Regions from separate parts of the Homo sapiens genome. Here region 1 is linked to region 2. Evidence: chromatin contacts called from ENCODE Hi-C or POLR2A ChIA-PET data. All regions are on one chromosome and are shown on one strand. The core of a region is the stretch at or near the end of the contact, and the rest is flanking DNA. Distances in the headings are between cores, read along the strand shown. Region 1 holds the start of GRAP2 (GRB2 related adaptor protein 2). Region 2 holds the start of CBX6 (chromobox 6).

The links. A loop is a pair of places that touch in the nucleus more often than their neighbours do. ChIA-PET counts read pairs that join two places held with the same protein, here RNA polymerase II (POLR2A). Pooled maps may share reads with other maps.
Region 1: a loop to region 2 is called in a pooled map, with 2.3 times the contacts of the local background. The contact joins the promoter of GRAP2 here to the promoter of CBX6 in region 2. A Hi-C loop is called at or near these places in 2 of 50 pooled maps. POLR2A ChIA-PET finds 5 or more read pairs at or near these places in 2 of 52 experiments (B cell and activated CD4-positive, alpha-beta T cell).

Annotation. Positions count from the first base shown.
Region 1 is chr22:39,899,115-39,905,405 of GRCh38, forward strand. GRAP2 (GRB2 related adaptor protein 2) reads left to right here and starts at 1,970. Exons shown (of 8, transcript NM_004810.4): 1 at 1,970-2,216.
Region 2 is chr22:38,870,957-38,877,193 of GRCh38, forward strand. CBX6 (chromobox 6) reads right to left here and starts at 1,260. Exons shown (of 5, transcript NM_014292.5): 1 at 1,166-1,260; 2 at 946-989; 3 at 736-801; 4 at 524-590. The coding sequence starts at 1,234. RefSeq lists silencers at 882-931, 1,032-1,181, 1,212-1,471 and enhancers at 1,466-2,016, 2,017-2,566, 2,403-3,602, 3,419-3,598.

The DNA of each region.
Region 1 (6,291 bases), core at 720-3,219, 1.0 Mb after region 2:
GTGGCCTTGCTTCCCTCCCACTATGCTCTACATAACATGTCTGTCAATCAGTACTTACTACCAAAATAACTTGCCTTTGAGATTTTTCTGTTCTGCAATCTGTCCCATGCTTGTAAGGGGAAGGATTATATTCTGCTCCCTGGGGAGTAGTGCCTGGTGCAAAATTAGCTTCCTCATTAGGGTACAAGCTGAAAACACCATGATACTTTCCATGTAACACCATTCAACATTTTCCCTTCGCTCCCACTCCCCAACCATAGAATTTTAGGGACTCCTTTAACCATTTCAAAACCATCGACTTGGGAGCTATCAAAGAATAAGGACTGTAGCCAGAGGATTTCAGCATTTAAAAACTTGGCAATAGAGCTGTTCAGTGTAATGATCCAAGAAGGTCCTTAGAAGGCTGAATAATTCTGAGGTCAAGGTTGAGACGTTATTATTTTTAAAGTAGCAAGATGTTGTTATTTTTAAATTTTATCTTTATAATGTGGAAATAGCAGAGATCCTTTTCAGATATAACCAGGATTTAAGAAAATTTGACAAAGTTGCATTAATAAAAAGAAAGCCTGTTATTAAGGAGCTACAGGGCCGGGTGCGGTGGCTCATGCCTGTAATCCCAGCACTTTGGGAGGTTGAGGCGGGCGGATCATCTGAGTTCAGGAGTTCAAGACCAGCCTGGCCGACATGGTGAAACCCCATCTCTACTAAAAATACAAAAAAAATTAGCCAGGCATGGTGGCAGGTACCTGTAATCCCAGCTACTTGGGAGGCTGAAGCAAGAGAATCACTTGTACTCGGGAGACGGAGGTTGCAGTGAGCCAAGATCATGCCATTGCACTCCAGCCTGGGCAAGAAGAGTGAAACTCCGTCTCAAAAAAAAAAAGGAGTTATGGATAGAAAATTACTTCCTTTAACTCATTCGACAAATATTTACTGAGCATTTTCTGTCACCTTGACACTTTGCTGATTCTTCTTTTCTATTTCAATAAAAATGTTGGGCAATTATAACCAAGGAAAAGGTTTTAAGAAAGTAAATTTTAAGCAAGGTTTAGATATAAAGAAGCAAAGAGATGGAAAAGGATGCCGTTTCACATTGCAGAAAAAGTTTAAATTTTAGAACCCCAAATTGAATCTCTCCTTGACACTCTCCTCTTGGTATTCCAGGGATTAATGCTAGGAACATCCCAGTGAGCCAACATTTCCCTCCTCATCTTGGATCCAGTCCCCAAACTCTGAATGGTGCCACTTAGCAAGTAGCAATGTCTCTAATTTTCTGTAAAAGATGCAACGTTGGCAATCCATTTTCTAGCAAGAGCAAAGAGAAAGGAAGAGGCCTTCACAAGTTGCAGTTGATATAGGGGGAAGGGTGAGTGGTACATTTAAAGGTAAGAACTAAGGAAGTTGAAGGTAACAAAACTCAAGGTCAATGGAAAGTCTTAAATCCCAGAAAGCCTTCAGTCTAAGACTCAACAGAAATTGAAGTCCCAGAAATTGAAGGAACTGGTTCCACCTCATGCTGGACTGTGGCAAACCTGGGGTGAGAATGCATCCCAGCTCAGAATGTTTCTTCTTTTTTTGTCAAGAGTAATATTAGAGGCTGAGTGTATGAACAAAGCATCTTTCCTGGGATTTTAACATTGTGAGTGATCGAGGGTGCTCTTAAATAAGTTCCCCCAAGAAGCCCTAATGTTCCTCTGGATGCATGATTATACTAAGAGAATAAGAGTTTTCCTTAAGATCAGCTTGCTGATGGACCATATCAAGAACTATAAATTTTCTTATGTGAACACAAGTGTTCAGGGGGGATATTGTTAAAACTGAAACCAAGCATAAAGAAGCAAAAGTGTTTCAGTGAACCTCCTGCATTTTAGTTCAACTCTGGCAGCAAGAAAACAAAACCACATAATCTAAGGCTCACGCCCAACTCTCCGAAGCCCCATATGTGCTAGTTCCTGTGTGGTTTGCCTACAGACTGCAGGGCTGACTAGGGTTAGTTTGGAGGAGGGAGTAAGAGGTGGGGAGGAGGAGGCACAGTTAATGGATCTGTAAACTTGCACCCTCTTTCAGAGTGGTACATGGAAGACAGCACAAAGTGGATCCATACTCTGAAATGCAGTAACTCTGATGCTTGAATTTGTCTCCCTTCTTGCCAGAAAGGATTCTAATAACTCGGTGTCAAAGCCAAGACATAAACTCAACCCCTTCTCTTCCAAAAGGTATGTCATTATACAACATCTGTACATATACTCTAGAAACTTTGAACAGTTTTATAATTTGCAGAATGTTCTGTATGAGTTAATTAAAATGAATCTCACTAGTTCTCTAAATATTGCTTTTAAGTCCCATCAGCTAAGGTCTCTAAACCTTTTGCTGTGACAATGTTTGTGGTGATGGGATTTGACTTCTATCAAATGAACTGGGAGAACACTTGTTCCTTACCCAGTCCATAACACAAAAATCTCCACAAACTGGCTTCAGAAGCATCTCAGGGAAAGATTTTCGACCTTGGGATCATGGAGGTAAAATTCCACTTCACCATGGTCAGAATTTAATCCAAATTGGAAGGGATTGGAGGGGGTGGTAGAGGGCTGAGCAGTGATGAATGAACACTAGCACTCTGAGGTCAGGATTTCTCTCTTTGCTTGAATTTCTAGTTCTGTTCGCATTTTTGTTACCTGTACAAAGGACACCAGTTTTCATTCCTTTACGAAAAGAAAACTTTATGTTGAAGTGTATTTTGGAAGGGTATTGTCTCTCTTCGTACTAGCCGTTAGGCTCCATCCCTATGACTGTCTCTGGTTTAGGCGTCCAGTCTGAAGATAGCTGCTTTGTGTTCTTTGTCCCAACTCTTCCTGAACGTGAGGATTGAACATACCAACCAAAGGTTTCACTAATTTAAAATGTACTGTATTGCCCTGACAGGTATACTGTCAAAAAAAATTTACCGTATTTATCTACCTGGAATTAGGCCTTCTTAATAAAGTGTATGCAGCATAATTTGCACACTATTGAACATACACATCCCTAGATAAACTAGGAGTGGGAAGTGTTTTAGATCTAAACATCCAATGGGAAAAATTTCGTGTGTTCTCGTTATGTTATCTGAGGATGGGAAACTTCAGGTCGCAGAATCTTTTGTTCTATGCAGCAATGTTTGTCATAAACGGTTTAGTTCTTTAGTGGCTCCTTTTTGTTTCTTATTTTTGGTTTCGGAAAGAGTATTTAGCAGAAGTTACTCTCCTTTAACAATCCAGTATTTTATGTAAAACTTTATAGAATAATTTTATAGTGATTCTCTTTACAAAACCATCTGCTATTAAATAAGGAACACTGTGTAAATAGAGGACCACCTAAGTATATTTAATTTTCAAATACGAAAAAAATCTGACTCATACCCTTTTTTGTTTTTTTGTAAAAGAGAGGTGGCCCTATATTATTGAATAAAACTGCTTTTTTAGATTGAACTTGGAGTGTCTCCCATGTGGTAAACTGAAATCTTATTCTCCCCAAATTGTAATAGATTTTATCTTTTTAAAAATGACTTTACTGAAGCAGAGGAGAAGGAGATGATCAATCTATTCAATATGAAGAAATATCTCTGTTGCTAATACAATATCCTTTTGAATATCTCCCACATCTTAGGCCCTGGTGAAAATCCCTTTCAATTGTTCTGTCTACCTCGTAGGGATGTTGTAAGAATAAATGAGTTAACATAGATATGAAGTGCCTTAGGAAAAAGGCTCTATAAAAATGCAAGGCGATATCATGATTAGTTGTTTCTTTGACTCTTGATCATTTTCTTCCCACTTCTTATACAAAATGTCTCTCACTTATTTCCTGAAGCCATCTCTTTTAGAACTATTGCTTCCTAGAAGAGCTGAAAATGATCCTAGTTCCAACATATTTATTGATTCCCAGATAATAACACCCACTGGTGTTGATGACTGACAGGGTTCATGCCTAAGCTTGAGTAGAACTTGCCCTTTTTTCCTGGGTCAAGAAAAGTCTGCAATTGTTCGAAAATGTGTCAGTAAGTGTGATTCCATCACGATTTCTTAAATAAGTAACAGTTGCTGCTGGATAATCCTGGGGGCAGATGATTCATTTTTGTGCCCCTATCAAACAAACTCAAAACTTGTTAAAGAATCTTTATAAGTTGTTTGAATCAAACAATAGGGTCGCTAGGTCCCCATTTTGTCCATTTGAGGTATTTGCCCAGCATACCTTGGTCTGTAAAGAAATAGCACAGCCTTGGCTGGGCGCGGTGGCTCATGCTTATAATCCTAGCACTTTGGGAGGCCGAGGTGGGCAGATCTCCAAAAATAAATAATAATAATGATAATAACACAGCCTCATGAGTCTTTTTTTTTTTTTTTTTTTTGAGACAGGGTCTCACTCTGTCACTCAGGCTGGAGTACAGTGGCACAATCACAGCTCACTGCAGCCTCAACTACCCTGGGTTTAGTGATCCTCCCACCTCAGCCTCTCAAGTAGCTGAGACTACAGGTACACACCACCACACCTGGCTAATATTGTATTTTTAGTAGAGACAGGGTTTTGCCATGTTTCCCAGGCTGGTCTTGAACTCCTGAACTCAAGCGATTCGCCTGCCTCAGCCTCCCAAAGTGTTGGGATTACAGGTGTGAACCACTACACCTGGCCTGCCCTTTCTTTTCTCTTAAAAATTCTTAAGAAAGCATGGTCCTGTTTAACAAATAAGCATTTTACAAACATTTATCGATCAATTACTATATGCCAGGCCTGGCACTAGGCACCAAGTCCTCTTCAACAGTGTTAACATTAAGTTTCAATAAACTTGAGTCAGTAGGAATTCAGTAAATAATTTTTAAAGATTGTTTTCTTTTTAAATATGTATTTATAAACAAAAATTTTAGAGAATTAAAAGAAACTATCACGAAGTGCATGATGATAAAAGTCTTATATACTCTCCAAAGAAAATGTTAAGACATACCTTAAGGAGATAGTGAAGAACAGCCGGGCACAGTGGCTCACACCTGTAATCCCAGCACTTGGGCGGCCAAAGCAGGCAGATCATCTGAGGTCAGGAGTTGGAGACAAGCCTGGCCAACATGTTGAAACCCTGTCTCTACCAAAATACAAAAATTAGCCGGGCATGATGGCAGGCGCCTGTAATCCCAGCTACTTGGGAGACTGAGGCACGAGAATTGCTTGAACCCGGGAGGCAGATGTTTCAGCGAGCTGAGATCGTGCCACTGCACTCCAGCCTGGTCGACAGAGCAAGATCCTGTCTCAAAAAGAGGAAAAAAGAAAAGAAAAGAAAAGATAGTGAGAAAATAACTGAACATAAAACATAAAGAAAAGTTGAAATATTAGTACTCACTACCTAGGTTCAACAATTGCTAACTCTTTGCCGTATTTGCTCCATCTATACCTATTTCTTTCTGAATTACTTGTAAGTTGCAGATAAAATAATACTTCACTCCTAAATAATTCAGTACTCATCTAAGAATAAAGGCATTCCTCTATCTAACCACAATTCCATCATTAGGCCTAAGAGGATAAACAGTAAGTCCTTAATATCATCTGATAGCTAGTGCAGATTTAACCTTCCCCATTTGTCCCCCAAATGTCTTCTATACCATTTTTTAAAAAAAGAATCTAATTTTTAAAAATAAGAACATATTTTGCAGTTGGGTCTCATGCTTCTTTCTTCAACATTGGATGTTTTTAAAGATTACGCCAGTTCTCTTGTACCAGGTCCCACTTTCTGAATTCGTTGTTGCCTCATGGTTAATTTGTTCCTCTACCCACTTTATTTCTCATAAGCTCCAAGTTAGGACTAAAAGCATGATTTGATTTTGATTGAACGTTTTTTGCAAGGTGCCACTGGGTGCTCCATATTGCATCTTATCAGGAGGTACAGAATGCCAGGTTGTTCCACTGTGCATGATGCCAAGTTTGATCAGGGCTTGAGGTAGTGATCTTGCTCAGAGGATCTCTTGTTGTACAGGCACTTTTTCACCCTTTGCAATTAGCGAGTACTCTCAGGGGGTATCTCAAAGTGTATCTCATAAACACTTTGGCATGGTGGCAATATCCTATTTCCCAACAAACTCTCACCCGGTGACTTTAGGTAATAATCTTTGCCTAAATTGATTATTTCATTGGAGTTCATATATATTTTTAATACGCTTTGAAGATGGACTCGACATGCAAATTCATCATTATCAGCAGCAATAGTGGCTGGAAATATTTATTGAGTGCATAAGTTCAGGTAATAATAATAATAGTAGGTAATGTTTATTGAGT
Region 2 (6,237 bases), core at 10-2,509:
AATGATTTGAGGTCAAATTCAAGTTGGATCCCCAAGAAAGGAGGGGAGCCATGAAGAACAAATCCTGAAAGACTGAACGGGGGAAGCTGGGGGCAGGGAGGCAGGTGGTCCCCCAAATCCTCTCCTTGTGCCCTGCCAGGAGGTGGGACCCCACTCACTCTCCCCCTGGGTTCCAACTCCCAGCACAGTCATAACAGCTCAAACAAATGCCCCCTTCCCATGGGCATCCCCCACCTGCCTCAGCCACCCCCTTTCCTGGAGCCCTAAAGGCATCCCCAGCCCCTGGTTTCAACAGGGAGGATTATCCCCAGTCCCAAAACCCTCTTGTTGAAGCTGATGCTGGCTGAGGCCTGCCATCAGGGGCTTCTGGGGGGGCTCACAACCACCCCCTGCCCAGCTGGGGCCCCTCTGAAAAGGCCGGCCCGCTTGGGCGGCCGCGTATCTGTCCCTCCCTTCCAGGCCCCGTGCTGTGCCGGGGCTGGGGGCCCGAGAGGGGGATGCTGCTGGGGCTGGGCCAGGTTACCTTCAGGAGGAAAGTTTTGGGTTTGGGTCCCCTCTTCTTGGGCCCATACAGCTCACGCTCCCTCTCCCTGCGGCCGAAAAACACCAGAGGTTAAAAAGAGCCCCTTCCCGGGCCCCACTCCGCGCTGCCCTCCCCGGCTCTCCCGCTTCCCCGCGCGGCGCCCCAGCCGAGCCTCGGCCTCGCAGCCCCTGCCAGCTTCCCCAACAACTCACTTTTGTTCGAAGGCTGCAATGAGCCGCGAGTCCAGGATGTTCTCCTCGGGCTCCCAAGTGCTGTACCTGCCGAGTCACAAACGCACAAAATCAGGATGAAGACCAGAGAGGGACAGGCACGCGGCGAGAGCAAGAGCGCGCACCCCCACCCCAGGCCCCGGTGCCCGCTGCCTCCCCTCCCGCGACGCCCCCGGACCCCGCGACACTCACTTGATCGCCCACCCCTTCCATTTCACCAGGTACTCGATGCGTCCCTGAAAAACAGAGGGGAGAAAAACGGGGGTGGGGGTGGGGAGGATGCGGGGACGCGAGGAGGCGGCGGCGCGGGGCTGGGCGAGGGAGCCGGGCTAGCGGGACCGCTTCGCCCCGAGGGCCCCCGGCCCCGGCCCCGGCTGCGGACAGCGGCGGCCCGCCCCGGGCGGCGGCTCACCTTTCGGATCCGCCGTTTGATGATGGATTCGGCCGCGAAGACCCGCTCGCCCACTGCAGACAGCTCCATCTTGCTCAGCGGCACCCACAGCCCATAATACTCCCTGCGCCCGCGGCCGGTGCGGCACCGCTCGCGCACGCGCCGCAGCGCCCAGGCCCCGGCGGGCGGGAGCGCGGCGGGGCGCGCGCTCGCGTTCCAGCTGCGGGCCGTCACGTGATCCTCGCGGCTGGCGCGCGGTTGCCAGGACCTCCCCCTCCCCCGGGGCGGTTGCTAGGGAAAGTCGGCGCTCGCGGGGCGGGGGCGCGCGCTGGCTCTTAAAGGGGCCGCGCGGGCGGAGGGAGCAATTGCCGGCCGACCCGATGGGTGCCCGGCTTGTGGGCACGCTGCGGCCTTACGCTTATCACCCCCCCTCACATCTTGCCGGCGCCCGATCGCTGACACCCTCTCCTTGCCTCTTAATCCCCACGCGAGTCTCGCCAGGCCCCGGGCGGAGAAGGGCTGTGGAGCCCGAGTCTCGCCGCCACCGCGCATCTCCCGCAGCAGCCTGCAAACAGTTAAATATGATGCAGCAGAAATGCAGTTGCTGTTGCCTTGCCAGGCCTTGCGGGAATTTCTTTAAAACATCGCCCCCCACCCATTATTTATGTATTCGTGGGAGGGTGGTTTTGTAACCAGTTCAGAAGAGTTAAAACAAAAACGCCACCGCAGGAAGGGGGTGTGCGGCGAATGGGGCCGAGGAAGGCCGGAGTGACCGTGGGCATCTGTCTGCGGCCGGGGTCTCGGGCGGCACCTGTCCTCGCCCAGGAGACCGGGGAGGATTCGGCGGGGCCGGTGTGGCAGTGGGGGAGGGAGAGGGACCGCGGGCAGGAACGGGCTCCCCGCACTCCGCCTTGGGCCCACAGCGGGTCATCATCTGGTCATTCGGCAGAAACCGCCTTCGCGGTCATATCTGTGTTTTCCGATTCCCAGCACCCCTCCCGGCCCCCCGACCTGGCCGCGTCCCTCTCCCCGCCCGCAGCTGCGCGAAGCTTCCGCCATTGCTCTGGGGAGCCCAGATCCCAGCTTCCCACTTGAGGAGGGGCGGGGGATCGAGCTGGGGCTGTCCAGGAACGGACACACAAAAAATAGCCCTGCCGCGCAAAACGCTCCACTTTTTAAATGTTGAAATTACTTGAACTTTATTTCCCATTATGTTAGTAGTCTTGTTCTTTGTAAAACAATTTTAAAAATACAGATAAAACAACTGTCCATAACCCCCATAAAACCATTGTTAACATCTTCACCAATCTTCCAGCCTCTGCTCTATGCGTACATAAACTCACGTACACCTATGTATGTATGTATATACATACACATACACATTGTCTGTAGATTTAATTTTTTAACAAAATGGGATCACGCTATTCACACTGTTCTGGAATCTGCTTTTCTCCCTTAATGCTATAAAGTGGACATCTTTCAGTGTCATTAAATACAGATTTCACCATCCTTCCAGTGACCACCTTGGGGCTGAGATGGGGTGGGGAGGAATGGGGATTGTGAAGAGTCAGGGTTGTGTCTTGCGAACATCAATGGCTCATTAGGAAAGATTTTTGCGTTTCTGTGCTACAATGCCAATTCTTGGGTTTCAAATCCACCATAGCAAAATGTTAGTCTTTTTCTCCCAGCAGATTTGTCCAATTATTACCTTGAGAGAAATCCCTCTCCTCACTTAAAATCAGTATGTTCCAGGGAAACAGCTATTTGCTGGCCAGCCCAAGGTGAGCTGCTGTGGTAAAAATAGAAATGTCCTCCTGGGAGATGTGGGTGGTGGTGGGTGAGCAGGTGAGAGGAGTGGGTATGACAGTGTGTGTGTGTTCAGGCTGACGGAGACAGGCGGGGGATGAAGCAGGTGAGTCCACTTGTTGATTCATTCAGCAGTGTTTGTGAGCCCTTGTGAAGCACCAGGCTTTGTGTGAAACCATCAGGAAACAAAGGTGCCCCAGGCTGAGGAGCTGTCAGTGGAGTGAGAACGGCACCTGTCACACAGTGTGACTAATGCTAGAATAAAGGTGTAGGAGTTTCGTGTTGCTGCTCTCACAAATTAACACAAGCTCAGTGGCTTAAAATGACTCACATTTGTTATCTGATGACTCTGGAGGCGGGAAGTCCCAAATCAGTGTTACTGGGCCCAAGTGAAGGTATCCTCAGGGCTGGTCCCTTTTTGGAGGGTCAAGGAGAGTATCTGTTCCGTGCCTCATCCAGCTTCCAAATGTTGCTGGCATTTCTTGGCTCATGGCTTCATCACTCAAATCTCTGTTTCCACGATCCCTTTGCTCACTTCCTGCTTCTTTCTTTCTTTTGTTTTTGTTTTTGAGATGGAGTCTTGCTCAGTCACCCAGGTGGGAGTGCAGTGGCACAATCTCGGCTCACTGCAACCTCTGCCTCCCGGTTTCAAACAATTCTCCCAGTCTCAGCCTCCCAAGTAGCTGGGATTACAGGCATGCGTCACCACACCCGGCTAATTTTTGTATTTAGTAGAGATGGGGGTTTCACCATGTTAGCCAGGCTGGTCTCGAACTCCTGACCTCAAGTAATCCACCCGCCTCAGCCTCCCAAAGTACTGGGATTACAGGCGTGAGCCACCGCACCTGGCTTCTGCCTCTTTCTTTTAACAACACTTGTGATTACATTGGGTCTGCCCAAATAATTGAGAATGATCTTTCCGTCTCAACCTCAACTTAATCAGATTTGCAAAGACCCTCTTACCATAGGGTAACATGGATGGTAAGTAAGGTATCCTATCCACAGGTTCTGGGGGCTAGGGGCTAGGACACGGACATCTTTCGGGGAGGCATTATAAGCCTGCCACAAGAGTCTGTACAGGATGTCTTGGGAGTGGACATAGGGGAGCAACCTACCACGTGGAGGTGAGGCTGTGAGGGCTTCTCAGAGGTGGAGACCTCTGATTTGGGGCCGGAAAGACAAATGGGAATTGGCCTACAAGTGAAGAATGGGAAGGGTGTCCCGGGTGGAGGTGTCAACTTGAACAAGCACATCAGAGCCTGAGAGTGTGTTTTGGGGATGGGAAAGAAGTCTGCTATGGCATGGGTTGGGGCAGTACGGCAAAGGATGGCAATGGAAAGATGGGTTGGACTGAACTTGGGAAGGGCCTTGAATGCTGGGTAGGTTTGGACTTTGTCTCAGGCAGTGGGAAGCGTGAGGGAGTTTTGAGTAGAGGAGGGATGTGATGAGATGAAGTGGGAATTCGGGCAGCCAGGCTTGGATCCCTTTTCTTTTGGTAATCGTGTGATGTTGTACAAGTCCTTTTCTACTCTCTGGATCTTAGTTTTTCAACTTCAAAAATGGGGGAGGAACTGGCCCTTTTTCATGCTCTATATTTTTTGGCAGGTGACTTTTTTTTTTTTTTTTTTTGAGGTGGAGTCTCCCTTTGTTGCCCAGGCTGGAGTGCAGTGGCGTGATCTTGGCTCACTACAACCTCCGCCTCCCAGGTTCAAGTGATTCTCCTGCCTTGGCCTCCTGAGTAGCTGGGACTATAGGCGCGCCACCTTGCCAGGCTAATTTTTGTATTTTTAGTAGAGACGGGGTTTCACTATGTTGGCCAGGCTGGTCTCAAACTCCTGACCTCGTGATCCGCCCGCCTTGGCCTCTCAAAGTGCTGGGATTACAGGCGTGAGCCACTGCGACAAGCTGCAGGTGACTCTTTTGAAAATCTGTTATTTCCAAGTCATTCCAAAATTTTGGAGAGATTTATGGACTTCTCACATGCTTTTCCCTTGTTTATGAGCACCTGGAGAAGATAGTCTCTATTCTATGAGAAAAAAATCCCCTCCACCTCTGACAGTCTATAGTTCTGAGGTTTGGTGTAACATCACAAAGGAAAAAAATTGATCTCTTAGCCTGTGTGAGTTGTTGCCCAGACAGAGGGCAAATCAGTTTCCTATGAAATTGTGAACCAAAACTATCTGAGACAAGTCTCAATCAATGTAGAAAGTTTATTTTGCCAAGGTTAAGGACGTGCCCGTGACATAGCCTCAGGAGGTCCTGATGACTTGTACCCAAAGTGATAGGGGTATAGCTTGGTTTTATACATTTTAGGGAGATATGAGACATCAATCAGTACATTTAAGATGTACATTGGTTCAGTCTGGAAAGGTGGGGCAACTCGAAGTGGGGGCTTCCAGGTGGTAGGTAGATAAGAGACAAAAGGTTGTATTATTTTGATTCTGATCAGCCTTTCACTGAGTACACAATTTACATGTGAGGAGGGTAGAGGAAGAGTCACTTATGCCTCAGTCTGTCTCAGTGAATCTGCATTTTTACATAAGCAACAGGCGGAGGAAGCAATCAGATATGCATTTGTCTCGGGTGGGAAGAGGGATGACTTTGAGTTCTGTCCTTGTCCCGCATCTGTTAAGATAAACTATCAATTTACATTGCCAAGGTGAAATTCAACAGAACTGTTTTAGGGTAAAGATGCTGAGGCCCACATGGAAATTCCTTGGGGGCAAACTCTGAAGGAGATATGTAGTTTTTTAATCTTTGTAACTATCTTATTTGGGGAAAAAATGGGAGCCAAGTTTGCCTGATGCAGTCCCCAGCTTGACTTAGTGATTTTTTGGGTTCAAATTTCAACCCCAAAAAAGGCAACAACTGTCTTTCTTTTTTTTTTCTTTTCTTTTTTTGAAATGGAGTCTCGCTCTGTCGCCCCGGCTGGAGTGCAGTGGCGCGATCTCGGCTCACTGCAAGCTCTGTCTCCTGGGTTCATGCCATTCTCCTGCCTCAGCCTCCCGAGTAGCTGGGACTACAGGTGCCCACCACCACACTCGGCTAATTTTTTGTATTTTTAGTAGAGACGGGGTTTCACTGTGTTAGCCAGGATGGTCTCGATCTTCTGACCTCGTGATCTGCCCGCCTCGGCCTCCCAAAGTGCTGGGATTACAGATGTGAGCCACCGCACCCGGCCAACAACTTTCTTTTTGGCTTAGTGATTTGGGGGTCCTGAGACTTACCTTCCTTTCACCAAAAAAACCTGTAGTACAGCAAACAAAAATTTAGTAGCTTAAAACACA